2 separate regions of the Homo sapiens genome follow, and region 1 is linked to region 2. A link is an interaction called in ENCODE POLR2A ChIA-PET data of the cell type or tissue named here. Cell type or tissue: PC-9. All regions are shown on one strand. Links, peaks and the distances in the headings refer to the core of each region. The heading gives the core; the rest is flanking DNA.

Region 1 (15,246 bases), core at 1-8,000, 180 kb after region 2:
TCTCTACTAGAAATACAAAAATTAACCAGGCCTGGTGATGGGCACCTATAATCCCAGCTACTCTGGAGGCTGAAGCAGAATCGCTTGAACCCGGGAGGTGGAGGTTGTCGTGAGCCGAAATGGCGCCACTGCACTCCAGCCTGGGTGACAGAGGGAGACTCTGTCTCAAAAAAAAAAGGGAAAAAAAGCCTGGACTCTGCAGCGCACAAACCAGACAGGAAGCCCTGCCCTCTCAGAGCTCCAGTTCTGTAAGGAAGAGACACAGCGACCTAAAATATGGCACGGCGCAACAGATGCTGTGAAGCAGGGGAAGCGTGTAGCAGTGTGGCAATGTTCTGATGACTGAGAGGCTGGGAAAGGTCTCAATGGTAAATGGAGTGAAGGAGGGAGCCACGGAGAGATCTGGAGGGAGAGCATTCCAGGGAGAGAGAAGAGCAAGTAAAATGGCCCTGAGGCAGGAGTGGGCCTGGTGTGGCAGCATCAGCAAGGAGGCTAGAGTGGCTGGAAGGGAATGAGCCAGTGGAAGAGGGTCAGAGCTGAGAGCAGATGGGGCAAGTGGCCAGACTGTGCAGGCCCCTGCAGGCAGGTCATGGTGGTCCCTGTTTGGTGGCACAAGACAGGGATGGACAGAGACCCAGAGAGAAGGGGTGGGGAGTCAGAGAGAGAGGGACAGAGACCCAGAGAGAGAGGGGAACAGAGACCCAGAGAGAGAGGGACAGAGACCCAGAGAGAGAGGGGAACAGAGACCCAGAGAGAGAGGGGAACAGAGACCCAGAGAGAGAGAGGGGAACAGAGACCCAGAGAGAGGGAGACAGAAACTCAGAGAGAGGGAAACAGAGACCCAGAGAGTGGGGGACAGAGATCCAAAGAGAATGGGGATAGAGACCCAGAGAGACACAGAATTTATTCTGAGTGACATGAGAGTCGCTGGAGTGTCATGAGCAGAGGAGGGATTATAAACTGCTTTGAGTTATTTAAGAGTCGGGTTGGGCGCAGTGGTTCACGCCTGTAATCCCAAGGATTAATCAAGGATTGCTTGAGGCCAGGAGTTCAAGACCAGTCTGGGATGATCTTTTATAAAGATGGCATCTCTTTTTTTTTTTCTTTCTTTTTTTTTGAGACGGAGTCTCGCTCTGTCGCCCAGGCTGGAGTGCAGTGGCGCACTCTCACCTCACTGCAAGCTCCACCTCCCGGGCTCACGCCATTTATAGAGACCATATCTCTATTTAAAAATTAGTTTATGGCCGGGCACGGTGGTTCACGCCTGTAATCCCAGCTCTTTCAGAGGCCGAGGCAGGCAGATCACGAGGTCAGTAGATCGAGACCATCCTGGCTAACACGGTGAAACCCCGCCTCTACTAAAAAATACAAAAAATTAGCCAGGCATGGTGGCGGGCGCCTGTAGTCCCAGCTACTCGGGAGGCTGAGGCAGGAGAATGGCCTGAACCCGGGAGGCGGAGCTTGTAGTGAGCCGAGATCGCGCCACTGCACTCCAGCCTGGGAGACAGAGCGAGACTCTGTCTCAAAAAAAAAAATTAACTTACTAAAAAAATTAATTTACTAATTAATTTTTAAAAAGGAAATTCAAGAACAGGCAAAACTAATCTGGGGGTTAGAACTCAGGATGTTGTTCACCCTTGCGGGGGAGGGACCAGAATGGACCTCATGGGCTTCTTATCGGGAGAGGGAGGCTGGAAAATAGCCTATTCTTGATCTAGGTACTGCTTCCCAGGGGTGGTCAGATTATGAAAATTCATTCAGTTCTCCACATGTGATGTATGCCCTTTTATGCATGATAGAATTCAATTCAAAATTTACTTTTTTTTTTTTTTTTTTTTTGAGACAGAGTTTTGCTCTTGTTGCCCAGGCTGGAGTGCAATGGCACAATCTCGGCTCACTGCAACCTCCACCTCCCAGGTTCAAGCGATTCTCCTGCCTCAGCCTCCTGAGTAGCTGGGATTACAGGCATGCACCACCACGCCTGGCTAATTTTGTATTTTTAGTAGAGACAGGGTTTCTCCATGTTGGTCAGGCTGGTATCGAACTCCTGACCTCAGGTGATCCACCTGCCTCAGCCTCCCAAAGTGCTGGGATTACAGGCTTGAGCCATTGTGCCTGGCCGATAGCTATTTTTTTTTTTTTTTTTTTTTTTTTTTTTTGAGATGGAGTCTTGCTCTTGTCATCCTGGCTGGAGTGCAATGGCATGATCTTGACTCACTGCAACCTCCACCTCCCGGGCTGAAGTGATTCTCCTGTCTCAGCCTCCCGAGTAGCTGGGATTACTGGCATGGACCACCACGCCCGGCTAATTTTTGTATTTTTATTAGAGACGGGGTTTCACCATGTTGGCCAGGCTGGTCTCGAACTCCCGACCTCAGGTGATCCGCCCTCCCCGACCTCCCAAATTTCTGGGATCACAGGCATGAGCCACCGTGCCTGGCCAGTTCGGTTTTTTTTTTTAGGTTTACCTGGGCTTTTTGGAGTGTACCCATGCAGCCAGGTGTGGTTCAGGGTCAGCTAGATATTTGAGTAGAGTTGGGCCGTGTGCGGTGACTCACGCCTGTAATCCCAACACTTTGGGAGGCCGAGGCAGGCGGATCATGAGGTCAGGAGATCGAGAGCATCCTGGCTAACACGGTGAAACCCCGTCTCTACTAAAAATATTTAAAAAATTAGCCTGGGCGTGGTGTTGGGGGCCTGTAGTCCCAGCTACTCGGGAGGCTGAGGCAGGAGAATGGCGTGAACCCGGTAGGCGGAGTTTGCACCACTGCCCTCCAACCTGGGCGACAGAGGGAGACTCCGTCTCAAAAAAAAAAAAAAAAAAAAAAAAAAAAAAGATACTTGAGTAGAGTTTATAGAAACCATTCCAGGTACCCTCTCTCCAGCTTTTCTTTTCCAGGATTTATCTCCTCACCTTCCTTTTGCTGTAGTTCTTCAAGCTAGGAAGACTGGATTTCCCTCTGGTGTTTTAGCTGCCAGTCATGGTATGAACTAGAACTCACCCCCAAGTAAAAGCTGTACAAATAAGAAACTCGCCTTTCTTTTTTCTGAGTGTCAAGTTCCCTCCAGTTGCTCTGTCTGCTTTTGTTTACCTTCCAGTGCCTTGCCTTTGGGTAATTGTTTTCCACGTTTTTTCCAGGGTTTATAGCTGTTGTCTGTGTGGGAGGGCTGGAATTTGAATCCAAGCGCGTCTGACTCCAAGCGTTTTCGTATGATAACATACTGCCCTCTAGTGGCTGGATGTGGAGAACTGGTTTATGTGGGAGGAAGGGCATATTGGTAAATCTCTGAGGGCTGCATGTTTGGAAACATTGTTTATCGAAAACAATACCCACACATAGCAACAAATTACTTGCACAGAACAGTTTATGGTGAAAAACTGCCTAGCATCTTGTCACACTTACTGCTTCTCTCCAGAATTTTTTTAGTTTTAAAATATTCTTGCATATTTTATTTTAAAATAATGGCCATACTCTCACAGGATACAAAACCCGAAATATACAGGATGCTACAAGCTAAAAACAACGCCTTCCACTAAGTTCAACTCTTCACAGACAGCCAGTGTTTCCTACCATGGAGAATCTACACAGATTTAAGCAAATATGTACAAATAGTCTTTATTTTTTTTTGGAAGACGAATCTCGATTTGTCTCCCAGGCTGGAGTGCAGTGGTGCAATCTTGTCTCACTGCAACCTCCGCCTCCCAGGTTCAAGCGATACTCCTGCCTCAGCCTCCCGAGTAACTGGGATAACGGGCACGGGCCACCATGCCAGCTAATTTTTTGTGTGTTTTTTTGTTTTTTTGTTTTTTTTGAGACGGAGTCTCGCTCTGTCGCCCAGGCTGGAGTGCAGTGGCGCGATATCGGCTCACTGCAAGCTCCGCCTCCCGGGTTCACGCCATTCTCCTGCCTCAACCTCCCAAGTAGCTGGGACTACAAGCGCCCGCCACCACTGCCCGGCTAATTTTTTTGTTTTTTAGTAGAGACGAGTTTCACTGTGTTAGCCAGGATGGTCTCGATCTCCTGACCTCGTGATCCGCCCCACCTCGGCCTCCCAAAGTGCTGGGATTAGAGGGGTGAGCCACCGCGCCCAGCCATTTTTTGTATTCTTAATAGAGACGGAGTTTCGCCATGTTGGCCAGGCTGGTCTCGAACTCCTGATCTCAGGTGATCCGGCTGCCTCGGCCTCCCAAGTGCTGAGATTACAGGCGTGAACCACCATGTCTTGCTAATTTTTGTATTTTTAGCAGAGAGGGGGTTTCACCATGTTGGTCAGGCTGGTCTTGAACTCCTGACCTCGAGATCTGCCCTCCTCAGCCCCCCAAAGTGCTGGGATTACAGGTGTCACCCACCGCTTCCGGCCGCGTTTTTTGGTTTGTTTGTTTTGTGTGTGTGTTTTTTGTTTTGTTTTGTTTTGTTTTTTGAGATGGAGTCTTGCTGTGTCGCCCAGGCTGGAGAGCAGCGGCTCAATCTCAGCTCACTGCAACTTCCGCCTCCTGGGTTCAAGAGATTCTCCTGCCTCAGTCTTCCTAGTAGTTGAGATTACTGGTGCCGGCCACCGTGGCTGGCTACTTTTTGCGTTTTTAGTAGAGACAGGGTTTCACCATGTTCGCCAGGCTGGTCTCGAACTCCTGACCTCAGGTGATCCACCCACCTCAGCCTCCCAAAGTGCTGGGATTACAAGTATGAGCCACCACGCCTGGCCCTGGCCTGCGTTTTTTAAGACATAATCTTGCTCTGCCACCTAGGCCAGAGTACTGTGGCACTCCAGTTGCAGAGAGCCAACATTGTGCCATTGCACTCCACTGATCTCAGCTCACTGATCTCAGCCAGCTGCAAGCGATTCTCGTGCTTCAGCCTCCCTAGTAGCTGGGATTACAGGCGTGTAACACCACGCCCAGCTAATTTTTGTATTTTTAATAGAGATGGAGTTTCACCATGTTGTCCAGGCTGGTCTCAAACTCCTAAGCTCAAGCAATCTTCCTACCCCAGTCCCACAAAGTGCTGAAATCATGGGCAGGAGCCACTGCGCCCAGCCATTCTAGCTCGTGTTTTGCTGAGCATCGTCGCATGTCTTTGGGGTACACACACAGGAGTGAGGTAGTGGAGCACCGGCTAGGCGCATTTTTAGCGTTAATCGATATTGCCAATTCATTTCCCCAGTTTACGTGCCCACCAGCGTTGTAGACAAGTTCCAGTTTCTCCACATCCTGACCAACGCTTATTAGAATAAACTTTTGAACTGTTTTTGCTTTTAGTTCTTCCGTTGGTGACCTCCCCACTTGCAGATCAGCAGATCAAATCCCCATGCTGTTGACAACACGCTGGGAGCAAAGAGCCAGGTGGAGCTTCTAACGAAGTCAGATCTTCTGATATTTTAAAAGCTGAGATAAAATTCACAGGCCATAAAATTAACCCTTGGTCGGGCGTGGTGGCTACGCCTGTAATCCTAGCACTTCAGGAGGCCAAGGTGGGCAGATCACTTGAGGCCAGGAGTTCAAGACCAGCCTGGACAACATGACGAAACTCTATCTCTATTAAAAATACAAAAATTAGCCGGGCGTGGTGGCACATGCCTGTAATCCCAGCTACTCAGGAGGCTGGGACAAGAGAATCGATTGAACCCGGGAGGCGGAGGTTGCAGTGAGCCAAGATCGTGCCACTGCACTCCAGCCTGGGTGACAGAACCAGACTTTGTCTCAAAAAAAAAAAAAAAAAAAAAAAAAACCCACACCCCATCAGCAGTCACTATCCCCTCTCTCTCTGCACTCCCAGCCCCGGACAGCCACTAACTACTTTCTTTTGCTATGGATTTGCCTATTCTGGGCATCTCATTATAAATGCAATCGTACGTGTGACCTTTCGTGCTGGGCTTCTTTCAGCATGTTTTCCAGATCCATCCACACTGTAGCCCGTGTCAGGACGTCATTGCTTTTTTTTTTTTTTTTTTTTTTGAGATGGAGTCTCACTCTGTTGCCCAGGCTGGAGTGCAGTGGCGCGATCTCGGCTCACTGCAAGCTCCACTTCCCGGGTTCATGCCATTCTCCTGCCTCAGCCTGCCGAGTAGCTGGGACTACAGGTGCCCACCATCACACCCGGCTAATTTTTTGTATTTTTAGTAGAGATGGGGTTTCACCGTGTTAGCCAAGATGGTCTCGATCTCCTGACCTCATGATCTGCCCGTCTCGGCCTCCCGAAGTGCTGGGATTACAGGCATGAGCCACTGCGCCCGGCCCAACGTCATTCCTTTTTAGGGCTGAGTAATATTCCATGGCACGGGCTAGACCACATTTTGTCTCCACTCATCAGCTGACGGGCTTTTGGGTTGTTTCCACTTCTGGGCTATGGTGAATGGTGCTGTTAGGGTCATTCATGTGCATTTGTTTTGCCTCAGCCTCCCAAGTAGCTGGGATTAAAGGTGTCTGCCACCACGCCTGGCTAATTTTTGTATTTTTGGTAGAGATAGGGTTTCACCATGCTGGCCAGGCTGGTCTCGAACTCATGACCTCGTGATCCGCCCACCTCGGCCTCCCAGATCACGTACATATTTTTGTGTGGACCTGTTTTCAGTTTCTTGGGTAGATAACTAGGAGGGGAATTGTGAAGCTGATTTTTCCTTTTATACATGTCTCACTCTGTCACCCAGGCTGGAATACAGAGGTGGGATCACAGCTGGACCTCCTGGGCTCACACCATCTTCTGGCTTCGGTCTCCCATGCAGCTGGGACTACAGGTGGGCACCACCATGCCCAGCTAATGTATTCTTTTTTGTAGAGATGGGGTCTTGCTACAATGGCCAGGCTGGTCGCCAACTCCTGGGTTCAAGCAATCCTCCTGACTCGGCCTCCCAAAGTGTTGGGATTACAGGCGTGAACCACCTTGCTTGGGCTGATTTTTTTTTTTTAGATGGAGTCTCGCTCTGTCTCCAGGCTGCAATGCAGTGGCACGATCTCAGCTCACTGCAACCTCCACCTCCCAGGTTCAAGCGATTCTCCTGCCTCAGCCTCCCGAGTAGCTGGGACTACAGGCTGTGCCACCACGTCCAGTTAATTTTTGTATTTTTAGTAGAGACGGGGTTTCACCATGTTGGCCAGGATGGTCTCTATCTCTTGACCTAGTGATCCGCTCCCGCCTCAGCCCCCCAAAGTGCTGGGATTACAGGCGTGAGCCACCGCACCTGGCCATGCATTTCTCTTTAAAAAGAGAAATGGGGCCTGTAATCCCAGCACTTTGGGAGGCCGAGGCAGGTGGATCACTTGAGGTCAGGAGTTCAAGACCAGCCTGGCCAATGTGGTGAGATCCCTTCCCTACTTAAAAAATACAAAAATTATCCAGGCACAGTGGCTCACGCCTGTAATCTCAGCACTTTGGGAGGCCGAGGCGGGCGGATCACGAGGTCAAGAGTTCAAGATCAGCCTGGCCAACATAAGTGAAACCCCGTCTCTACTAAAAATACAAAAAAATTTAGCCGGGCGTGGTGGTGGGCGCCTGTAGTCTCAGTTCCGTGGGAGGCTGAGGCAGGAGAATTGCTTGAACCCAGGAGGCAGAGGTTGCAGTGAGCCGAAATCAGGCCACTGCACTCCAGCCTGGGCGACAGGGCGAGACTCCGTCTCAAAAACAAAAAAAGAGAAATGGAAATCTAGTTTTTCACATGAAATCTCCCAGCTCCTTTTTTGCATTTGAAAACTTCATACAGTAAAATCCACTCCTTTTGGTGAACAGTTCTGAATTCTGATAAACCAGAGTCATGTAACCACCACAGTCAAAATCCGGAACTGTTCCTTCACACCCCCCCAGAATCTCTCTTGCTACTCCCCACTTTGGGGTCAACTCCTTCCCCTACTCTGGCAACGAAAGCTTTGTTCCTGGTTCGTATAGTTTTGCCTTTGCAGTGTCAGAATAAATCTTCCTGTTTTTATTTTCTATTGTTTTGATATGGGGTCTCGCTCTGTAGCTCAGACTGGAGTGCAGTGGTGCTATCGCAGCTCACTGCAGCCTCCACCTCCTGGGTTCAAGCGATTCTCCTGCCTCAGCCTCCTGAGTAGCTGGGATTACAGGGGTGCTCCACCACACCCAGCTAATTTTTGTATTTTTAGTAGAGACAGGGATTCACCATGTGGACCAGGCTGGTCTCCAACTCCTGACCTGAGGCAATCCACCTGCTTTGGCCTCCCAAAGTGCTGGGATTACAGGTGTGAGCTACCAGGCCCAGCCATCTTCCTGTTTTTAATTTTTTTTTTGAGATGGAGTTTTGCTCATGCTGCCCAGGCTGGAGTGCAGTGGTGCGATCTCGGCTCACTGCAACCTCCATCTCCCGGGTTCAAGCAATTCTCCTGCTTCAGCCTCCCAAGTAGCTGGGATTACAGGCCTGTGCCACCACACCCGATTAAGTTTGTATTTTTTTTTAGTAGAGATGAGGTTTCACCGTGTTGGCCAGGCTGGTCCCAAATACCTGACCTCAAGTGATCCACCCACCTTGGCCTCCCAAAATGCTGGGATTACAAGTGTGAGCCACTGCGCCTGGCCCGTTTTTATTTTTTTATTTTTATTTTTATTTTTATTTTTATTTTGGGACAGAGTCTCACTCTGTCGCCCAGGCTGGAGTGCAGTGGCGCGATCTTGGCTCACTGCAACGTCTGCCTCAGGTTCAAGCAATTCTCCTGCCTCAGCCTCCTGAGTAGCTGGGACTACGGACGCATGCCACGACGCCCGGCTAATTTTTTATATTTTCAGTAAAGACAGGGTTTTACCCTGTTAGCCAGGATGGTCTCAATCTCCTGACCTCATGATCTGCCCGCCTCAGCCTCCCAAAGTGTTGGGATTATAGGTGTGAGCCACCACGCCTGGCCCGTTTTTAAATCTTTACAAGTAACTGTAATTTTCTGGACGCGCTGCCTGTGAGCTTCTTGAAACTGGAGCCCTCGGCAGGCACGCCTGCCATCAGCGCCACCAAGCCCAGGTCTTGCTCTAAACTTTAGACCAGTGTCTAAGGAAACTCTGCTCAAAAAAGACAAGATTTGTCTCACTTCCCGTCTCTTTCTTCTGCTACGGCTGAAGCTGTGGTTCTGCTCTTGCTTCCTCTCCAAGTACTTTAGAACCTTAAATGACAGAACAGGGTGAGGTGACTCAAATGTGTAATCCCAGCACTTTGGGAATCTGAGGCGGGTGGATCACTTGAGGTCAGGAGTTGAAGACCAGCCTAGATAGCCGGGTGCGGTGGCTCACGCCTGTAATCCCAGCACTTTGGGAGGCCGAGGCGGGCGGATCACGAGGTCGGGAGATCGAGACCATCCTGGCTAACACGGTGAAACCCTGTCTCCACTAAAAATACAAAAAAGAATTAGCCAGGCATGGTGGTGGTCGCCTGTAGTCCCAACTACTCGGGAGGCTGAGGCAGGAGAATGGCGTAAACCCGGGAGGCAGAGCTTGCAGTGAGCCGAGATAGCGCCACTGCACTCCAGCCTGGGCAAAAGAGCGAGACTCCGTCTCAAAAAAAAAAAAAAAAAAAAAAAAAAACCCAGCCTGGCCAACATGGCGAAACTACATCTCTACTAAAATACTAAAAATACAAAACAAACAAACAAAAACCAGCTGGCTGTGCTGGCAGCACCTGTAGTCCCAGCTACCCAGGAGGCTGAGGCAGGAGCCAGGATCACGCAAGTGCACTCCAGCCTGGGCAATAGAGCAAGGCTCCATCTCAAAACAAAAAAAAAAATGACAGAACAGATTGGAGCCAGGACTTTGACCTCCCCACCCTGCACTGCACAAAGAGTCTGTGAACAGAGTGGTGTTTGAGTTCCTTTGGGAAAACACAGGTGCAAGATTAGAAACCCTTCAGGTTATTACTGGGGGCACCGGTGATCTGTTCAACATATGAACAAGACTGGGGTTCTTAGATGGCTGAGAAAGCTGGAAGGACTCGGGTGGTTGAGAGGTCTTGAGAAAGAGGACAAGGATTAGGGATGTGGAAGGAAAGGGTATGACATGGAACTCTGGGTATGGAGGGATGGGGTGGGAGCTTGTGGAGGTGGAGAGGCCAGTGGGTCTCTAGGGGAGGGAGGACATGAAGGATGGGGGAAGTCCAGGACAAAGTCTGGGGGCGTCTCAGAGGAAACTGGCTCCTGGGGGAACCTGGCTTCCGTCACTCCCTCGAGCACGTGTGACTTTGCTCAAGTTGTGCCTTCTCGATCATGCCATTGCACTCCAGCCTGGGGAGTGGAAAAGTATTACTCACTGAACAGGATGGTGCATGCACTGTGATTCACTTTGGTTGAAACCTCATGTGTACTCACATAAAGAACAGGAAGGACAGAACCTAGGTGGCATTGCTCTGCGAGGCAGGAATGCTGTGTTTTTTGTTGTTGGTGTTGTTATTGTTGTTTTTTGAGACAGAGTCTCACTTTGTCGCCCAGGCTGGAGTGCAGTGGCACGATCTCAGCTCACTGCAACCTCCGCCTCCCGGGTTCAAGCAATTCTCCCGCCTCAGCCTCCCGAGTAGCTAGGATTACAGGCGCCGGCCACCACACCCGGCTCATTTTTGTATTTTTAGTAGAGATGGGGGTTTCACCATGTTGGCCAGGCTGGTCTTGAACTCCTGACCTCGTGATCCACCCGCCTCGGCCTCCCAAAGTGCTGGGATTACAGGCGTGAGCCACCGCACCCGGCTATCTAGGCTGGTCTTGAACTCCTGACCTCAAGTGATCCACCCGCCTCAGATTCCCAAAGTGCTGGGATTACAGGCGTGAGCCACCGCACCCGGCCTGTCTTGTTTTAATCTTTGCTTGTCTCCGTGCTGTTTTTCACACTGCCCAGCAGCTGCTTTTGTGACTCAATGGTTATTAAACACAAGGCCTTAAGGACAGCCCCTACATTCCCAGTCAAGTCTGACGCCACCGGGCTGGTTCCTGGTCCCCGCTCTGCCCTGGCTCCCTCACTCTCCCCTGTACGCCCTCTGCTCCTTAAATCTGCAAAGTGCGTTGCTGCCTCTGGGCCTTTGCACTCGCGGTTTCCTCTTCCTTTCCCCCTCAGGCTGCCACAGGTGGGGGCGTGATGCTCCTGACCGCCTTTCCTAGTCCGGGTGCTGCGCACTTTTTCACAGAACTGCACTTCCTTTGTGGGTCTAATCACACTGCAGCCCGGAAGACACGTTCCTGGGCATTTCCTGTTCTTCAAACCTGGCAAAAATCCGGGAACCCTAACAAAGAACTCGAGAAATTTCTATGTAGCTCATTAAAGTGGCGCACTCACACGGTCTTGGCTTAGACTTGGACTTCCGGCCACTCAACCAATTTTAATGCTGTGCATTTGCGTTCTATTCAGGTTTTTTTTTTTTTTTCTTCTTTGAGATGGAGTCTCGCTCTGTTGCCCAGGCTGAAGTGCAATGGTGCGATCTTGGCTCACTGCAACCTCCGCCTCCTGGGTTCAAGCGATTCTCCTGCCTCAGCCTCTGGAGTAGCTGGGAATACAAGTGCGCACCACCATGCCCGGCTAATTTTTGTATTTTTAGTAGAGACAAGGTTTCACCATGTTGGCCAGGCTGGTCTCGAACTCCTGACCTCAAGTGATACGCTAGCCTCGGCCTCCGAAAGTGCTGGGATTACAGGCGTGAGCCACCGTGCCTGGCCAGATTTTGTTCTTAATGTGAGACCACATTCAATATGCTTAGCCCGCTCTTTCAAACTCCAGCGTGCGCTGTAGGAGCACTGTTTGCACGGCCCTGCATCCTCGCCTGCCCTGTCCCCGGGGCGCCCACGCCGCGAATGAAGGCGCCACGTCGTTGCGCACCCAAGCCGGTTTATTTGGTCTCCCGCACACACTCAGGCCTGCATCACCGGCCGTGATTTCTCCGCTTGCAGCTTCACTCCGGAGCCCGCGAAGCCGGTACCGCCCTGGGGGAGGTAGAGAGAAGGACGAGGTAGAGGCCGGCCCGGGGGTGACCAGTGGGGCTCCAGGTGGTAGTGGGGATTCCTAAGCGGGTCAAGGTGAAGCGGGTTGCTGGCTAAGGAGTAGGAGTTGGGGAGGGGGCGAGGCGACCGCAGTGGGTACGGATGGACAGGGCGCAGGGCGCAGAGAAGAGGGTAGAGAGTGGCAGGGGAGGAGCCTTGGGAGGGAGCGTGTGGAGGGGGTGGAGCCGTGGAGGGCTGGAGGCAGGGAAGGGGCGGGGCCTTGAAAAGGAAGGAGGAGGCGGGGCCTAGGAGAGCGGAGGGGGGGAAGGGCGGGGCCTTGCAGGAGAAAGCGGGGGGGGGGGGCGGCCTTACAGAGCAGAGAAGAAGGCGGGGCCTTGGAGAGTTGGGGGAAGGGGAGGGGACGAAGCCTTGGAGGGGGTGAAGGGGAGGGGCGGGGCCTTGGAGTGCTGGGGGAAGGGGAGGGGTGGGACTCTTACCCGCTGCAGCACGATGATGTCGCGGTCTGTGAGTTTGTCTCCAGTCACAGGGTCCACCATGTCCTTCCGAATCAGCTTCTCCACGCATTCGAGGGTGACCACAGCCCCACTACGGTGAGGCCGAAGGCGGGAGACTCTGATCAGGGGCCTTCCTGGGGACCTACTGGCCCCAAAGCCGGACCGCCCCGCAGGTTCCCGAGTGGTCCCTTCCCTCCCCTCCCAGGTGACTCACGAGGGCCGCAGCACAGCGCAGGGGGTGGCGTTGCTCAGGCTGTCGCGGGTCACGGCACACACGTAGCGCTCGCTGCGGGTGATGAGCCCCACGCGGTCCACGGAGCTGTCTAGCGGTGTGAAGTGCACGGGCGTCAGGTCCGACATGCGCAGGGGCTTCCCTGACATGGGGCAGGTCACCGTGCGGGACTGCAAGGGGCAGAGAGAGGCGGGCTCAGTAGGCAGGGCTGGCGCAGGTGGAGAGCGCGTGGTCCCTGTGCGTGAGGAGGACGGTGGGGAACCCTGGCGCCCTGGCACCGTGCGTGCCGGGGCGCTGTGGGGGCTCACCGGCTTCTCCAGCTTGGTGGCCTTGGCTTCGGGCGTCAGCGACGGGATCCAGAAGCTGGGCAGCACTTTGTCCTTGTCCTTACTTGGAGGACCCACACTGGGCCCAGGTTGGACATCATCTGTGGGGGAAGGAAGGGACTCAGATGCCGCCCCCTGGGCCCGCCCAGCCCGCGGCGCCCCGCCCCCCAACCCACAAGAAGCCCAACCTGAGTCACCTGGGCTGGTGCCCGAGAGGGCCTTGGCTGTGAAAGGGTTGAGGGGCCGGCTCACGATAGCCGACTCCTTCTCCAGGAAGCCCCGCACATGGTCCTGCGAGGCCGCCCGCTGAAGCTCCTTCTGCTCCTCGCGCCGGGTGCCCCGCTGCTTCTCGTAGGCCTGCGTCGGGGAAAGTGGGCTGAGCATCTGCCCGTGGGGCTGGGGGTATCTTCCTCCCATTTCACAGGTAGGTAAACTGAGGCCCACAAAGGGGACCCTCTGATGGAGGCACTATGTGGCAGAGGGTGGTAACTGCCACCCTGGGTGGGTGTGAACCTTACTGCGTTGTATAGCCAGACTGCCAGGGCTCAAAGCCCATCTCTGTCACTCTGTGGCCTAAGTGAGCACTATGACCTCTCCTGGCCTCAGTTTCTTCATCTGTAAAACAGCCTAACAGTGGTTACCCACCTCAGCGGCTCACTGAAGGGTTACATAAGGTGAGTGTTTACAGCATGGAGAGCCTCACCTGGCACTCAGCTAAGCATTTAATTAATGTCACCTGCTGGCCAATTAAGTTTTCTATACAGTGCATGCCCCAGCCCGTGTTTGGGACGGGGGATGTAGACTTCAGATCTAAGGGAATGCTGAGGAGCCCATGTCTATGGACGGACAGTGAGTGAGGACGGGAGAAGTGAAGCCATGACCTGAGCTCAGCCCTGCCTGGCGCACAGCAGTTGCCTGGGCGGTGCTGCAGTTCCAGACCACCCTGGGCCACCCAGCTGAGTGAGGAGGTAACAGTGACAGTGATGGATGCTCATGAGGGCCTCCGACATGACCACCAGGCTGTGTGGAGGACATGGGCACAGGGGGAGCCACCTGCTTGGGACAAAAAGCCCAATAAGCATGTGACCTGTAGTGTTTCCTGAGCGCCAGCAACCAGGCAGGGGAAGAGGGGGACAGACCCACTGTGCCTCAAACAGGGCCCCTCCTACCCATCAAATGGCTTTGTCCATGGAAGGCCAGGCCGGGTTCCCAGTAACACGCCTTGAGAATGCTCATCTGCGTGTACCTCCCAGGTGCCCTGCTGTGTCCTCTGATTTGGCCGTCAGCCCGTTTTACAGACGATGAAACTGAGGCCCAGAAAAAATGAGGTGATGTCAATTCACGTAGCACATCTTTTTTTTTTTTTTTTTTTTTGAAACAGAATCTCGCTCGGTTACCCAGGCTGAAGTGCAGCGGTGCCATCTCAGCTCACTGCGACCTCTACCTCATGGGTTCAAGCGATTCTCCTGCCTCAGCTTCCTGAGTAGCTGGGATTACAGGCGCCCGCCATGCCCGGCTCAATTTTTTTTTTTATTTTTTTATTTTTAGTACAGACAGGGTTTCACCATGTTGGCCAGGCTGGCCTCTAACTGTTGACCTCAAGTGATCCGCCTGCCTCGGCCTCCCAAAGTCCTGGGATTACAGGTGTGAGCCACCACCCCCGACCCATTTAGCATATCTTTACTAAGGACCTAAGCTACAGGGTGGGAAAACTCGAAGTCCATAAGGGAAAGTGGGCATGTGTCAGACAGCCACATGTACAGCTACAACTATGCTAAGTGCTAAGAGAAGAGGTGACTGGGGCAGATCCTGGGGACTGGCAGGAGCTCAGAGGAGGCAGCATCTGGGCTGAAATCGGTGAGAAGGATTTGGCCGGAAGCAGGGGAGGGGAATGGTGTACCAGGCAGAGGGAACTGAGATCAGAGGGCTCTGAGTGGCTCTGCCTGTGAGCTCAGACTCAAAAGCTCCTGCCTCCGTGTGCCGCCTCCTCCCCATCCCCATCACCTTCATCTGCCGGGCAATCTCCTTCTTCTGGTGCAGAATGTACTCCAGGATGGCCTCACGCTCATACAGGTAGCCATCTGGGCTGCAAAGACAGGGTGCAATGAGAAAGAAAGAAAGTGATCCTCCCGCCTCGGCCTCCCGAAGTGCTGGGATTATAGGCAGAAGTCATCATGATCAGTCCCAAGTTCAATTATTTGCTAGAATTCACAGAACTCAGCAAAGCTGTTATACTCATGGTGATAGTTTACTGCAGTGAAAGGATGCAGATTAAAATCAGCAAAGGAA
Region 2 (16,119 bases), core at 1,137-9,136:
CCAACACTTTGGGAGGCCTAGATGGGCAGATCACTGGAGGTCAGGAGTTCAAGACCAGCCTGGCCAACATGGTGAAACCCTGTCTCTACTAAAAACACAAAAATTAGGGCTGGGCTCAGTGGCTCAGCTGTAATCCCAGCACTTTGGGAGGCCGAGGCGGGTGGATCACCTGAGGTCAGGAGTTCGAGACCAGCCTGCCCAGCATGGCGATACCCTACTTCTACTAAACATACAAAAAATTAGCCAGGTGTGGTGGTGCGCGCCTGTAGTCCCAGCTACTCAGGAGGCTGAAGCAAGAGAATCGCTTGAACCCGGGAGGCGGGGCTTCCAGTGAGCCAAGATCACGCCACTGCACTCCAGCCTGGGCAACAGAGCGAGACTCCGTCTCAAAAAAATATTTAAAAAATGAAAAAATAAAAATTTGCCAGATGTGGAGGCGCATGCTTGTAATCCCAGATACTTGGAAGGCTGAGGCAGCAGAATCGCTTGAACCCGGAAGGCGGAGGCTGCAGTGAGCTGAGATCACGGCACTGCACTCCAGCTTGGGAGACACAGTGACTTTTCTCTCAAAAACAACAACAACAAAAAGATCTGGGTGTTTAAAAAGAGTCTGGGACCTCTGTCTTTCTTCTGTTGCTCCCACTTTCCATGTGCCAGGCCTGCTCCCACTACCCCCTCCGCCATGATTGGAGGCTTCCTGAGGCCTCACCAGGAGCAGATGCCAGCTCCATGCTTCCTGGACAGCCTGCAGAACTGTGAGCCAAAATAAAGCTCTTTTCTTTCTTTCTTTCTTTTTTTTTTTTTTTGAGGTGGAGTCTGGCTCTGTCACCAGGCTGGAGTGCAGTAGCACGATCTTGGCTCACTGCAACCTCCGCCTCCCGGGTTCAAGCGATTTTCGTGCCTCAGCCTCCCGAGTAGCTGGGATTATGGGCACACACTGCCACTCCCAGCTAATTTTTGTATTTTTAGTAGAGACGGGGTTTCACCATGTTGGTCAGGATGGTCTCGATCTCCTGACCTCCTGATCCGCTCACCTAAAGTGCTGGGATAACAGGCATGAGCCACTGGCCCAGCCTAAAGCTCTTTATCAATTATCCAGCCTTGCCAGGCACAGTAGCTCACGCCTGTAATCCCAGCAATCCCAGCACTTTGGGGGGCTGAGGTGAGTGGATCACCTGAGGTCAGGAGTTCGAGACCAGCCTGGACAACATGGTGAAACCCCATCTCTACTAAAAATACAAAATTACCCAGGCATGGTAGTGCATGTCTGTAATCCCTGCTACTCGGGAGGCTGAGACAGGAGAATTGCTTGAACCCGGGAGGCAGAGGTTGCAGTGAGCCAAGATCGCGCCACTGCACTCCGGCCTGGGCAACAGAGCTAGACTCCATTTCAAAAAATAAACAAATACATAAATAACCCAGCCTCGGGTAATTCTTTATAGCAATACAAACGGACTAACACACATGCCGAGAAGACAGATGAACGCACAGGAAGCAGCTTCTTCCTTGAACCTGAACCTGCCCATGCGAGGATGACCCTAAGAAGACCGGCCCATCCCAGACAGAAGCCCACAAGTCCATTCCGAGACCTGTTTTCGAGTTCGGGTCTTCCCCGTTCTCAGCTTGATGTAGCGGGCGATCAGTTCATTCCGACCTGAAGATTCAAAGACGGAACAGAGTTAGTTAGACTTTCAACAGAACTTCCCCACAGCATGGACACCAGGGAAGAAGAAAGCAGCATGGGTCCCCAAAGGTCTGCAGCAAGTGGGCTGCCGGTCCCCTCAGCTACGTGGAAGCCAGACTGCTTGGGTTCAAATCCCAGCTCCATCACGCACTGGCTCTGTGCGACCATAAGCAAATCACTTAACCTAGCTGTGCCTCAGTTTCCTCATCTGTGCAAATGGTGATGCTAGCTCCTACTTCAGAGTGCTCCATAAACCTTGGTTACTGTCATTATTCATCAGTGGGGGCCAGGGCAAAAGACAGAAGTAGACTCACCATACATCTTGCCTTCATCAGACAAAATTATTTTCCGGCGGCCGCAGGGTGGATAGATGGCCAGGGCCTCCTGGAAGCTCTGCTCAATGTCTGGGCTCCACACCCCCTCTGCATCCGGGCCCCCGTCACCCCCAGCCCCCTCACTGCCGCCGGTACCCTCCTCACTGCCTTCCTCACTGCCCGTCCAGCCGCTGCCATCGTCCAGGGCGGCCCCAGCCCGGGGTTCCCCCATCTGGGCCTGGAGGAACACAGAACTCAGCAAGCTTCCCCCAAACCCCACCCTCAAGGGACTTGAAGCTGAGAGGGCTGGGACTCTGGACCACTGGGTCTGAGGGAGGAGGGGCTGGGGACCTGGACTCCTGGGTCTGAGGGAAGAGGAGCTGGGGGGTATTCCTGGGTCTGAGGGAGGAGGATCTGGGGCCTGAACTCCTGAGTCTGAGGGAGGAGGGGCTGGGGCCCGGACTCCTAGGACTGAGGGAGGAGGATCTGGGGCCTGGACTCCTGGGTCTGAGGGAGCGGGGGCTGGAGGCCTGGACTCCTGGGTGTGAGGGAGAAGGGGCTGGGGTCTGGACTCCTGAGTCTGAGGGAGGAGAAGGAGCTGGATTTCTTGGAAAGCTGAGGATGGGAGTGTTCTCAGAGTTTCCAGAGGAACTCAATTGTGATGAAGTCACAATGATTACCCTAGAGTAATGCCGAGGGCCATGAAGGCTAAAGGTTCGGGTATGAATTACGGGTTTTAAAGAAGACAGGAGGCAAAAGTTAGTGGTGGGGAAGGAAGGTGTGGGTGAAACTTCCCCTGTCCCACCCCAAGAACAGGTGGTAAGATGTGAGCAGCAGCTGCCAGAAAAGAAGAGGGGCCAAGCAAGACTGAGGGGAGGTCTAGAGAGAGGGGGACAGAGACCCAGAGAGGGAGGGGGACAGAGACCCAGAGAGGGGATGGGGACAGAGACCAGCAAGGGGGGGGGACAGAGACCCAGAGAGAGAAGGGGACAGAGACCAGAGAGAGAGGGGGACAGAGACCAGTGAGGTGGGGATAGAGACCCAGAGACAGAGGGGGACAGAGACCAGAGAGAGAAGGGGACAGAGACCCAGTGAAGGGGGGGACAGAGACCAGTGACGGAGGGGACAGAGACCCAGAGAGAGAGGGGGACAGAGACCAGAGGGAGGGGGGGACAGAGACCAGAGGGAGGGGGGGACAGAGACCAGAGAGGGGGACAGAGACCCAGAGAGAGGGACAGAGACCCAAAAAGAGAGGGAGACAGAGACCCAGGGAGAGGGGGAGACAGAGACCAGAAAGAGGGGGACAGAGACCGGGGGGGGGGGACAGGGACCAGAGAGAGGGGTCCAGAGGCCCAGAGAGGGAGACAGAGACCCAGAGAGAGAGGGTGACAGAGACCCAGAGAGAGGGGGACAGAGACCCAGAGAGAGAGGGACAGAGACCCAGAGAGAGAGGGGACCAGAGACCCAGAGAGAGGGGGACACAGACTCAGAGAGAGGGGGACAGAGGCTCAGAGAGAGGGCAACAGAGACCCAGAGAAAGGGAGACGGAGACCTAGAAAGGGCAGGGACAGAGACTCAGGGCAGCAGCTGAGGCCGAGACCAGGAGAGACCCACAGAACCACAAGCTGGGGGACAGGGGCGCCCTGCCATCAGAAGAGCCAGAACAAAGGGCCCAGGCGTCCCCTCCCCCAGCTTCCCACAACCCCCATCAGGGGAGGGGCTTGCCGGCCAGGGCGACTCCCCTCCGGCACCGGGCCCCGCCCCTCCCCTCCCCCGTGCGCCGTGGGCTCTGATCCAACTCAAGTTCCCAGTGACTTTCCGGAGGCCGGGAACAGGGAAAACTTTTTCCAATACAGTCAGATCCCGCCTCCCCGGAGGCTCCATGTCCTCCACAGCTTTCCCAGGACCCCAGAGTCCAGGCCCCTATTCCCCTCCTCCCGCCGACCATAGCAGACAAAGACCCCAGCCAAGCCCAGTGGCGCTGCGGCGTTCAGGACCCCCGTAGGCCAAAATCCCAGCCCAGCCCTTCCCCATGTGGCCAGACAAAGGGACGGTGGAGCCGGGTAAGAAAGGTCCCCCTAATTTCCCGCCCCAGACCCTAAACCTCCAAAGAGGCAAGACTTAAGATCCAGAAAGCCCCGTAACCTCCCCTCGGCCACCCCAGAGGCCCTCCCTTCTCCGTAAGAAGGACCAAATGCCCCCCAGATTACACAAGGGGTCCTTCTCACTCCAAAGTGACACCGCCGCAGACGCACGCCCCACACCCCGCCAGCGCCCTTGGCCCGCACCCGCTCCTGCGCGCACGCCCAAACTCAGACCCAGCCGCAGGCACCCTAACTCCGGCCAGAGTTCCCACTCCTCACTGAGGCTCGGTCACGGGAGCAAATTCGGGCCCCCGGGCAAAAAGAGGGCTGCGAACCATTCAGAGACGGTCCCGCAAACGCACGCCTCACCTCCTAAGAAGCAACTCCCCACCCCAACTCACACACCCCAAAGCAGGATCCCCGACTCCCGCCGGCGCCTTCCTACCTCCCGGCCTGGGGCTGGGGAGCCGCGGGCGGGCGGGGCGCTGCGAGGGAGAAAGTTGCCGGGAGCTTTGTTTGGGAAAAGTGGGAGGGACCGGAGGGGGGGGCGGGCCCGGCCGGCGGACAGCGGGAAGGGGGATCCGACGGTGACAGTTTGGGGAAGGATTTTTGCTTTGGGAGAGATTAGTCTATCTCGGGGCTGGTAGGAACTCAGGATTTGGGTGCTTGGGAAAGGAGGGGGATTGGGGGTTCGGACTCCAAGTCGGAGGGAAAAGGCTGATAGGAGCCAGAAACCCCTGATCTGAGGGAGGAGAGGCTGGGGGCTGGGACTCCTGGGTCTGGGGGCTGGGACTCCTGGGTCTGGGAGAGGAAGCGGCTGGAGAGAGATATGGGCTCCTAGGTCTGAGAGGGGACGGGGCTAGGCGCCTGGAATCCCGGCTACCCTCGTGTTTGTGTATTGGGGGTGCGGAAGTGATACGAATACAAAGAGTCTTTACTGTTAAGCCCTGAGGTTTTTTTTCTTTTTTTCTGTTTGGTTTTTGGTTTTTTTGTTTTTTGTTTTTTTTGTTTTTTTTTTTTTTTGAGGATTGGGGTCTGGGGATGGGTTTTGACTGATTCCTATGACGACCTGGTTTCCTTGTGACCTCACCACAGTTAAGAGTCGTGGGCAGGACCACCGGGAGTTTATTGGAGGCCCACGTAGGTGCAGATTCCTCATCTACAGGCGCTAGTGGACTGGAGACGGCTGGCGGCTGTCCCGGGACGGGGAAGAGAGCTTTGGTGCCTGAGGGAAGATGGCTTAGGGCCCGGTCCCTTAAGGGTGAAAGGCTGCGTGTTCAAAATTACGGGACTAGAGGGGGCGGGAGTCCGGACCTGAGGTCCTCAGGGAAAAGGAAGTCTGATTCTGGGTTCCTTGGAAGATGAAATATAAGACTGGATTTAGGGTTTCCGGAGACAACGGGACTTTTTAGTGGAGCGGGAGCGGGAAAACCAGAAGGGACACGGAGAAAAGGTTCCGAAACAGATACACAATTAGAGTGAGAGCTAAAAGGGATGCTTGTACTCCGGTGTCTCCAGTAGGAGGAGCCTAGGACTGGAACTTGGGGTGATGAGGGCAAGATCTGGGACGCAGGGGCGTGGTCCAGTGCAGGGGCGTGGCCCAGTGCAGGGGCGTGGCTTTCAGCCAAGGGGCGTGGCCATTGCGATTGGGCGGGACTCCGAAACGAGGGCCGCAATCAGAGAACACCGCCAGGACTTCCAGGACTTGGTCTCCAGGACTGAGGTCAACTGACGTGGGCGTGGTCTGACTGTGTGGGCGTGGCCAGGGAATGAACTCACGGCTCTGGCTTAAGGGGTGTGGTGAACGAAGGATGGGGCGTGGCTGTGTCACCAAGGGCGTGGTCATGGAGTAGAGGCCCGGGCTCCTGGGTGAGGCCGGCAAGTTTGGAGCGTGGTCAGACAATAGGGGCGTGGCTACGGCTCGCGGAGCGCAACCAACGCTCTAGACCAGACCTGGGCTCGAGACCATAACTGTTTGGCTTTAACAGTACGTGGGCGGCCGGAATCCGGGAGTCCGGTGACCCGGGCTGTGGTCTAGCATAAAGGCGGAGCCCAGAAGAAGGGGCGGGGTATGGGAGAAGGTGAGGATTGAGATCTGGTGGTGAACGTGGGCGAAAGTGAGGAAAAGACCATTGGATGAGGCCGGGTGCTGTGGCTTACGCCTGCAATCCCAACACTTTGGGAGGCCCAGGTGGGCGGATCGCTTGAGATCAGGAGTTCGAGACCAGCCTGGGCAATATGTCGAAACCCTGTCTCTACAAAAAATACAAAAATTAGCCGGGCGTGGAGGCGCGCGCCTGTGGTCCCAGCTACTTCGGGGGGCTGAGGTGGGAGAATCACCTGAGCCCGGGGAGGTCGAGGCTGCAGTGAGCCGTGATTGTGCCACTGTACTCCAGCCTGGACTACAGAGTCTCGGTCTCAAAAAAAAAAAAAAAAAAGCATATGAGACAGAACCCAGAAGAGCCAGACCTGGGAGAAGACGGGGCCTGGCAAGGTGGAGGGTGTGGGAGTAGAAGAAAGAAGCAGTGGGGGAAATGAGCGCGGTGTGGGAGTTGCCTGAACTGGGGAGGCGACCTGGGCAAGGTGCTGGAGAGGGGCGTCTTGGGTGGGGGCGTGGCCACTGTGCGGGGCTCTGACCCCGACCCTTGCCACAGCCTCCCCACCTGCCCCCGCAAGGCGGCATCTGCTGGTCCTGCTGCTGCTCCTCTCTACCCTGGTGATCCCCTCCGCTGCAGCTCCTATCCATGATGCTGACGCCCAAGAGAGCTCCTTGGGTCTCACAGGCCTCCAGAGCCTACTCCAAGGCTTCAGCCGACTTTTCCTGAAAGTAAGCGATGGCGGGGGGATGGGGGAAGAAGTACTGAGAAGAGGTTCAGGGACACAGAGTGGGAGATGGTTCAGGGCCAGGCAGGGGGACAGACAGGATGAGAGGGCAACAGGGAGACCAAGAGATAGGAAGAGGGAAGGGACTGGGCCCAGGCTATAATCACAGCACTTTGGGAGGCTGAGGCAGAAGGATCATTGGAGCCCAGTACTTGGAGACCAGCCTGGGTAACATAGTGAGACCCTCATCTGTACAAAAAAATATAAAAAATAGTTGCAGGTACATGCGCCTATAATCCCAGCTGCTTGGGAGGCTGAGGCAGAAGGATCCCTTGAGCCCAGGAGGTCGAGGCTGCAGTAAGCCATGATAGCACCACTGCACTCCAGCCTGGATGACAGAACAAGGAGACCCTGTCTCTAAACAAATAAATATATACGTGCATAAATAAGAGAGGAAAGGTAACAGGCAAAGAGAGAGGAGATGGGACAGAGACAAGAGACTGGGGAAAGAGACAGGAGGAGAGGGGGATGGGGACAGAAGAGGAACAGGGATAGTAAGGCAATGGGACTGAGAATAGAGAGAGAATTCATGGGGGATGGAGGCCGGAGGTTAGGCCCTAAGTATCAGAGGGCAGAAAGTAAAGGGGATGGGAGGGACTTGGGGCAAGGCCTCGGGAGCATCCTAGCAGGGCTGCAGAAGGGGCTGTACTGAGGAGATGTGAGGTCCAGCAGCTCACCAGTCCCTCCTCCGGCCCCAGGGTAACCTGCTTCGGGGCATAGACAGCTTATTCTCTGCCCCCATGGACTTCCGGGGCCTCCCTGGGAACTACCACAAAGAGGAGAACCAGGAGCACCAGCTGGGGAACAACACCCTCTCCAGCCACCTCCAGATCGACAAGGTGCCTATGCAGGGAAGCCCTTCCTGAAGTCCCCTTGGGATCCCTCCATCCCGCCATCCCTCGTGCTGCAGTATCTGTTGGGAGGGAAGGAGGGCGGAGGAGGAAAGCAGGTTTGCTCTCACTCTCTCATCGGATCCTCACAGATGACCGACAACAAGACAGGAGAGGTGCTGATCTCCGAGAATGTGGTGGCATCCATTCAACCAGCGGAGGGGAGCTTCGAGGGTGATTTGAAGGTTAGGACGTGCCCCGCCGTCAAAGTGTCCAGGCCCAAACATTTTCTTTTTTTCTTTTTTAAAGAAGAGTCTCACTCTGTCACCCAGGCTGGAGTGCAGTGGCACGATCTTGGCTCACTGCAACCTCCGCCTCCGAAGTTCAGGCAATTCTCCTGCCTCAAGCTCCTTGGTAGCTGGGATTACAGGCACCTGCCACCACGCCCGGCTAATTTTTTGTATTTTTTTAGTAGAGACAGGGTTTCTCCATGTTGGTCAGGCTGGTCTTGAACTCCTGACCTCAAGTGATCTGCCCATCTTGGCCTTCCAAAGTGCTGGGATTACAGGCATGAGCCACCATGCCTGGTGAGGCCCTAACATTTTCTGTAGTTTAGGAGGACAAGAAGAGGAACTGACCCTCTTACTCCTCTGTGTGGAACTTCCTCCTTCTGAGCCTCAGTTTTGCCATCTCTCAAGTGGGGCAATCCAACTGTCAGAAATGAGATTTTTGACCTCAGAATACATCTGCAAGGGTTTAGTAGACCCTAGAGGGTTTTGTATCAAAGTGGTTTTCTTTTTTTTTTTTAACTACATAATAGTCAATCAAAGTGTTTCTATGAGCACCAAAATGTTTTATAAACCAAGAAGGGTTTTTAATTCTAAGTGCTTGGAAAGCTTCACCCTCATAAACCCCAAATTGTGTTTTTGTCTCAAAGTAAGTGCTCTGCAAACTTCAGAGTATTTTTCAATCTATCCCAAAGTGGTTGGTAAACCTCTCCATTATAAACTCCAAAATGTTTTTGTTGTTATTGTGGTTTTGATTTTTGGGGTTTTTTTTGTTTGTTTTTTTGGTTTTTTTTTTTGAGAATGGAGTCTTGCTCTGTTATCCAGGCTGGAGTACAGTGGCACAATCTCAGCTCACTGCAACCTCCAACTCCCAGACTCAAATGATCCTCCCACCTCAGCCTCCGGAATAGCTGGAACTACAGGCGCGGACCACCACACCCAGCTAATTTTTCTATTTTTAGTAGAGACGGGGTTTCGCCATGTTTCCCAGGCTGGTCTCGAACTCCTGAGCTCAGGCAATCCGCCCGCCTCTGCCTCCCAAAGTACTAGGATTATAGACATGAGCCACCACACCTGGCCCAAAATGTGATTTTCTTCTTCTTTTTTTGTTTTTTTTGAGATGGAGTTTCGCTCTGTTGCCCAGGCTAGAGTGCAATGGCACAATCTCAGCTCACTGCAACCTCCGCCACTGAGGTTCAAGTGATTCTCCAGCCCTAGCCTCCCAAGTAGATGGGACTACAAGTACGTGCCACCACGTCCAGCTAATTTTTGAATTTTTAGTGTAGACAGGGTTTCGCCATGTTGGCCATGTTGGCCAGGCTGGTCTCGAACTCCTGACCTCAGCTGATCCACCTGCCTCGGCCTCCCAAAGTGCTGGGATTATAGGCATGAGCTACTGCGCCTGGCCCAAAATGTGATTTTTAATACCAAAGAGCTGTATGAATGCTAAATGCGTTGTGTATTTCACCTTTGGTAAACTTTTTTTTTTTTTTTTTTGGAGACGAAGTCTCGCTCGTCCCCCAGGCTGGAGTGCAATGGTGCGATCTCAGCTCACTGCAACCTCCATCTCCCAGGTTCAAGTGATTCTCCTGCCTCAGCCTCCTGTGTAGCTGGGATTACAGGTGACTGCCACCACACCTGACTAATTTTTCTATTTTTAGAGAGACAAGGTTTCATCATGTTGGCCAGACTGCTCTTGAACTCCTGACCTCAGGTGATCCAACTGCCTTGGCCTCCCAAGGTGCTGGGATTATAGGCGTGAGCCACCATGCCTGGCCAGGCCACCTTTGGTAAACTTCTACAAGTGATTCTAATTATGAAGTGCTTTGCAAAATCAGGGTATTTTTAATCCTGAAAAGTTTTAAGAAACCCAAAGAGCTTGATACATCCATATGATACCCACGTACACCCATGCAATATCTTCATTTTAAAAATGTTTATTTAAAATTTTATTTTAAAAATTTCAGGACAGGCACAGTGGCTTACACCTATAATCCTAGCAATTTGGGAGGCTGAGGCAGGAGGATGACTTGAGCCCACGAGTTTGAGATCACCCTGGGCAATAGAGGGAGTCTTCATCTCTACAAAAAAATTTAAAAAGTAGGCCAGGCATGCTGGCTTACGCCTGTAATCCTAGCAATTTGGGAGGCCAAGGCAGGCAGATTGCCTGAGCTCAGGAGTTCGAGACCAGCCTGGGCAACACGGTGAAACCCTGTCTCTACTAAAATACGAAAAATTAGCCGGGCATGGCAGCCTGCACCTGTAGTCCCAGCTACTCTGGAGGCTGAGGTAAAAGAATTGTTTGAACCCGGGAGGCAGAGGTTGCAGTGAGCCAAGATCATGTCACTGCACTCCAGCCTGGGGGACAGAGTGAGACTCTGTCTCCAAAAAAAAAAAAAAAATCAAAAAAGTAGCCAGGTGTGGTGGTGTGTGCTGTGGTTCCAGCTACCCAGAAGCCTGAGGTGGGAGGATTGTTTGAGACGAGGAGGTTGAGTCTAAAGTGGGCCCAGATCATGCCACTGCACTCTAGCCTGGGCAACAGAGTGAGACTCTGTCTCAAAAAATAAATAAATAAATAAATAAATAAAATTTCAAGACTACAGAAAAGTTTTTTTTAAAAAACATACTTTATTATTTTGGAAATGGAGTCTCCCTCTGTCACCCAGACTGGAGTGTAGTGGTGCCATCTTGGCTCACAGCAACCTCCACCTTCTAGGTTGTGGAAAGTAAAAAAGTTTCTCTTTAAAGTTTTTATTAAATAATAAATCACAAGTGTTAGAAATAATATTTTTAATTAACTTTTTTTAAGCCTCTTTGCTTTGTGTTAGTAACTCTTTTTTAAACCATATCTTATGTAGTTGTTAGATATAAGGAAATAAGTACCTTCTGTGTCCTTGTACGTTAACCAAGATATTTGGTCTCGACGTGCTCAAGCATGTCCCAGCTCACAGCTTATGCCCTTTCCTTATTTGGAAATGTTATTACTTCTCCAAGTCTTTTGGCAAGCAACTTCCTCTTTTCCTTTGTTCTCCATTGCCTTTACCTATTTAAGAAAGTTTTTTAAGTTGTTAGCCAATTGGGTTTAGCTTAGACTGTGAGGTCCAGCTCCAACCAATGGAGACAGGACACAGCAGTAAGGACCCAATGCATAAGGGATAAATATTCCTGCCTTTCTTTGTTCATTGTGCTCTCCTGGCAGGATTGCTGATGGGCAGCACCCTTTCTACAGAAAGTAAAATTGCCTTGCTGAGAAAACTTTTTGTCTGAATGCTAATTTTTCCTTGCGACACCAAGAAACAAGCATTTTGATTCTAACACAGGTTCAAGTGATTCTCCTGCCTCAGCCTCCCAAAGAGCAGGGATAACAGGCACGCACTACAATATCCAGCTAATTTTTTTTTGTTTGTTTTTTGTTTTTTGTATTTTTAGTAGCGATGAGGTTTTGCTATGTTGGCCAGGCTGGTCTTGAATTCCTGACTTTGGGTGATCCACCCACCTCGGCCTCCCAAAGTGCTGGGATTACAGGCAAGAGAAGTTTTTCTTAAAATAGTACAACAGATTTTAGGCTCTTCTGTATCTGCCCACCGAGCTACTCTGTTCCTGGCTTAGAGAACCAGGAGAAGGGGAAGGGGAATCACCTGCCACATGCTGGAGGTTGGAGCCTGTGGCACCATGGCTTGCCTCACTGCAGTTGGTGGTGGCAACAGAGGCTGCAGTGTGGCCAGAGTGGCTTTTCTGGCTTTGCCCGCCCAGCCACTCTGAGAAAGGCTGGAGGAGAAAGTGAAGGAGGAGTCACCTGTGGTGAGGTGGAGTTTGGAGCTTGCAGATGGCACGGCTCTGTGGCTCACCTCCTACAGTTGTGGCGGTGACAGCGAGGGAGACTTCAGCCTGACTGGAGTAGAAGGGTGCTCGTGAAGGCTAGAGTATTGCCTCCAAGATGCAGCAGTGGATACTCAGGTTTCAGGAGACTCCACTGTCCATGGCGAATCCATGGTCTGCCAGCGCAGTTTTAGAGAGAGAATGTGCCACCGCAGGTGTCATCCTCATGTGCACCCTGGCAGGTAGCCATCTGAAGATTTCAAGGACAACCTGGCAGGGGAGCAGACCAGCGACACTTCCTCTGAACAGGTTCTTGCTGTTCACTTGACAGACTCAGCAACTCAGGCAAGTGTTCACATGGAAGATATCCTGGAAGGATACCAAGCCAGTGAAAGCTCAGATGAAAATGCCCCATGGCTTTGGAAGGCCAATGAATGTGCCAAGGAAAAAGGTGCCATGGAGGATCCTCTGGAAGACCTCGCCAATGAAATTTCAGATTAGGACACCCCACTGGATTTGAAGGCCAAAGAACGTGCCAAGGAAAAAGTTCCCATGGAGGATACCCTGGTGGAAGACCTTGGAAACGAAAGCTCAGATAAGGATGCCTCACTGGACTTGAAGGTTGACAAACGCATGAAAGAAAAAGTTCCCACAGAGGATACCCTGGTGAAAGACCTTGCCAATGAAAGCTCAGATGAGGACGCTCTACTGGATTGAAGGCTGATGAATTCACCAAGGAAAAGTTCCCACGGAGGATACCCTGGTGGAAGACCTTGCCAACAAAAGCTCAGATGGGGATGTTTTGCTAAATTTAAAGGCTGACAAATGAGCCAAGGAAAAAGTTCCCATGGAGGATACCCTGGTGGAAGACCTCACCAACGAAAGCTCACATGAGGATGCTCCACTGGATCTGAATGCCGACAAATGTGCCAAGGAAAAAGTTCCCATAGATAATCCAGTGAAAGAATTTGCCAACAACATCAAGGAAAAGGAGGCCCCATGTAATGTGAAGGCACCCTAGGGAGTCCAGGTAAATGATTTCAAGGATGACCTGGCGGGGATGGTGATCAGTGAAAAGTCCCCAGAAGCAGCCCTATCTCTTCACAGGGCAAAATGAGATGCCAAGAAAAAAGATTGCTTCGCCATTCTTGTAGCAGAGCTTCCTGAAGAGATGTCCTCAGGGCAAGTGCTGGCCGTTGTCACCGTGAAAGGCATCAAGAAAAATGGTGGCTCTGAGGACAGCTTTTCTAAAACCAGTAATGACAAAGACTCTTCCTGTAGTGGAGACACTCAAGCTTCTGGAGCAGATATGGAAGAGTCCAATCATGCAGATGACCATCAGCATATGCCAACAAGTACTCTCCCAGCACCTGCAGAAAAAACAATAGAGACAAAGCCTGAAAAGGCAGAAGAAATGTAACCCAGTGAGTTCAAGGAGGATGAGGATGCTGAAGAGCCTGACCTGACCTGTTGTGACCTTTGTTTTTTATGCTAGAAGTCCCTACAGATTTTTTGAACACCTGGAAGGGCCGGGTCACAAGACCTCACCCTGGCCCAGCAACCATCTGGACCGTGAGAGTTTTGGGGATTTTGCTACTCTCTCTGGACTTTTACATTCTCTTAATTTTTTAAAAAATATTCTTTCTTTAACCTGTTTTAAGATGCAAGCTGTCATTGCGTCATCATAGTTACATTTTATTACTCAAATAATTTTTCAATTGTTTTACTAGTTTTTTTTGGATCTTTGTCCACTGGTTTTAGAGTTTTTGTAATTTTGATAAATGATCTTTTATGCTTTGTATCATTTTCTTAATGACTTACCTTAGTTTTTAACAAATCCATGGTACAGTAAGTTATATTAAGACATAGTATTTTTATGTTTTTTTAAATTATACTTTGGGTTCTGGGGTACATGTGCAGACATGCAGTTTTGTTGCATAGGTGCATGTACCATGGTGGTTTGCTGTACCCATCAGCCCGTCACCTGCATTGGGTGTTTCTCCTGATGCTATCCCTCCCCTGACCCCCCACCCCCCACCGACAGGTCCTGGTGTGTGATGTTTCCCTTCCTGTGTCCATGTGTTCTCATTGTTCAGCTCCCACTTGAGTGATAACATGCAGTATTTTGTTTTCTACTCTTGTGTTGGTTTGCTGAGAATGATGGTTTCCAGCTTCATCCATGTCCCTGCAAAGGACATTAACTCATCCTTTTCTGTGGCCGAATAGTATTCCATGGTGTATATGTGCCATGTTTTCTTTATCTAGTCTATCACTGATGGACAATTGGGTTGGTTCCAATTCTTTGCTATTGTGAATAGTGCCATAATAAACATGCATGTGCCTGTGTCTTTATGGTAAAAAAAAATAGTATAATAAATATCCCTATAGTCTCTTTTCCATAAACCAAAATTTCTTAAGGTTGGCATCATTGGCATGTGGGGCTGGATAATCTTTATTGTGGGAGCTGCCCTGTGCACTGTAGGATATTTGATAACATCCCTGGGCTCTATCCACTAGAGAGAAGTTGCCTCCTGCCAGGCACAGTGGCTCATACCCGTAGTCCCAGCACTTTGGGAGGCAGAGACGGGCGGATCATGAGGTCAGGAGTTCGAGACCAGCCTGGCTAACGTAGCGAAACCCCGTCTACTAAAAATACAAAATATGGGGCCAGGCACAGTGGCTCACACCTGTAATCCCAGCACTTTGGGAGACCGAGGCAGGCAGATCATGAGATCAGGATATCAAGACCATCCTGGCTAATGCGGTGAAATCCCGTCTCTAGTAAAAATACAAAAAAATTAGCCAGGCATGGTGGCAGGCGCCTGTAGTCCCAGCTACTCAGAAGGCTGAGGCAGGAGAATGGCGTGAACCCGGGAGGTGGAGCTTGCAGTGAGCCGAGATCGTGCCACTGCACTCCAGCCTGGGCGACAGAGCGAGACTCCGTCTCAAAAAAAAAAAAAAAATACAAAGTATGGCCAGGAGTGGTGGCTTACACCTATAATCCCAGCACTTTGGGAGGCCGAGGCGGGCAGATCACCTGAGGTCAGGAGTTCGAGACCACCCTGACCAACATGGAGAAACCCCGTCTCTACTAAAAATACAAAATTAGCCGGGCATGGTGGCACATGTCTGTAATCCCAGCTACTCAGGAGGCTGAAGCAGGAAAATCGTTTGAACCCAGAAGGTGGAGGTCGCGGTGAGCGAAGATAGCACCATTGCACTACAGCCTGGGCAACAAGAGCGAAACTCCATCTCAAAAAATAAATAAATAAATAGGCTGGGCATGGTGGCTCACGCCTGTAATCCCAGCACTTTGGGAGGCCAAGGCAGGTGGATCACCTGAGGTCAGGAGGTTGAGACCAACCTGGCCAACATGGTGAAACCCCGTCTCTACTAAAAATGCAAAAATTAGCTGGCATGGTGCCATGCCCCTGTAATCCCAGCTACTCTGGAGGCTGTGGTGGGAGAATCGCTTGAACCCAGGAGGCAGAGGCTGCAGTGAGCCGAGATTGTGCCACTGCACTCCAGCCTGGGCTACAGAGTGAGACTCCATCTCAAAAAAAAAAAAAAAAGAACACAGTCATGTTGGATTAGGGCCCAACCTAATGACCTCATCTTCACCAATTATATCTTCAATGACCCTAGTTCCAAATAAGGCCACATTCTGAGGTATTACAGGTTAGAATTTCAAAATATGAATTTGGGGAGGAAACAATATGGTTGTTTGTTCGTTTGTTTTTTAAGCCTGGGTCTTGCTCTGTTGCCCAGGCTAGAGTGCAATGGCACAATCTTGACTCACTGCAGCCTCTGCCTCCCAGGTTCAAGTGATTCTCCTGCCTTAGCCTCCCAAGTAGCTGGGATTACATGAGCGCGCCAGCACGCCCAGCTAATTTTCATATTTTTAGTAGAGACAGGATTTTGTCATGCTGTCCAGGATGGTCTCAAACTCCTGACCTCAAGTGATCTGCCCACCTCAGCCTCGCAAAGTGCTGGATTACACACATGAGCCACCGCGTCCAGCCAGGAGGAAACAATTTAACACATAACAATCTCCTGCGCGGCTTCTCAGACCTCATCTTACTAAAAGGCAGACTGATTCAGCAGGTCTGAGTGGGGTGGGACCTATTAATTTGCATACCTAACAACAGCAGCCCACCCTTTGAATTGCAAGGACCAAACAGACACTCAGTCCATATTCAAACTTTCTCCCTCAACTCA

What was found. ChIA-PET counts read pairs that join two places held together with the same protein. Peaks named below come from ENCODE experiments on the same cell type or tissue, not always from the same donor. Only the 100,000 strongest peaks of a DNase experiment are listed, where the experiment ranks them.
Region 1: POLR2A ChIA-PET joins it to region 2 with 10 read pairs; 5 of 35 experiments call an interaction of 5 or more read pairs at or near these places.

Annotation. Positions count from the first base shown.
Region 1 is chr19:49,543,936-49,559,181 of GRCh38, forward strand. NOSIP (nitric oxide synthase interacting protein) reads right to left here. Exons shown (of 9, transcript NM_001270960.2): 4 at 14,962-15,043; 5 at 13,155-13,314; 6 at 12,940-13,058; 7 at 12,614-12,801; 8 at 12,382-12,490; 9 at 11,533-11,887. The coding sequence ends at 11,816. Among named protein-coding and RNA genes, the nearest start is that of RCN3, 24 kb to the left of the region's middle. RefSeq lists an enhancer at 12,117-12,898. In PC-9, for the core only: CTCF peaks have their summits at 3,234 (motif pointing left) and 3,435; a DNase peak (open chromatin) is centred at 3,156; H3K4me3 peaks cover 349 bases; H3K27me3 peaks cover 475 bases.
Region 2 is chr19:49,357,846-49,373,964 of GRCh38, forward strand. TEAD2 (TEA domain transcription factor 2) reads right to left here and starts at 4,571. Exons shown (of 13, transcript NM_001256660.2): 1 at 4,488-4,571; 2 at 1,999-2,236; 3 at 1,590-1,654. The coding sequence starts at 2,230. DKKL1 (dickkopf like acrosomal protein 1) reads left to right here and starts at 6,032. Exons shown (of 5, transcript NM_014419.4): 1 at 6,032-6,163; 2 at 6,737-6,909; 3 at 7,664-7,804; 4 at 7,948-8,040. The coding sequence starts at 6,154. LOC101928295 (a long non-coding RNA gene) reads right to left here. Exons shown (of 3, transcript NR_110729.1): 3 at 10,860-13,298. RefSeq lists enhancers at 1,900-2,400, 2,946-3,655, 3,656-4,364. In PC-9, for the core only: a CTCF peak has its summit at 5,480; a DNase peak (open chromatin) is centred at 5,826; H3K4me3 peaks cover 2,723 bases.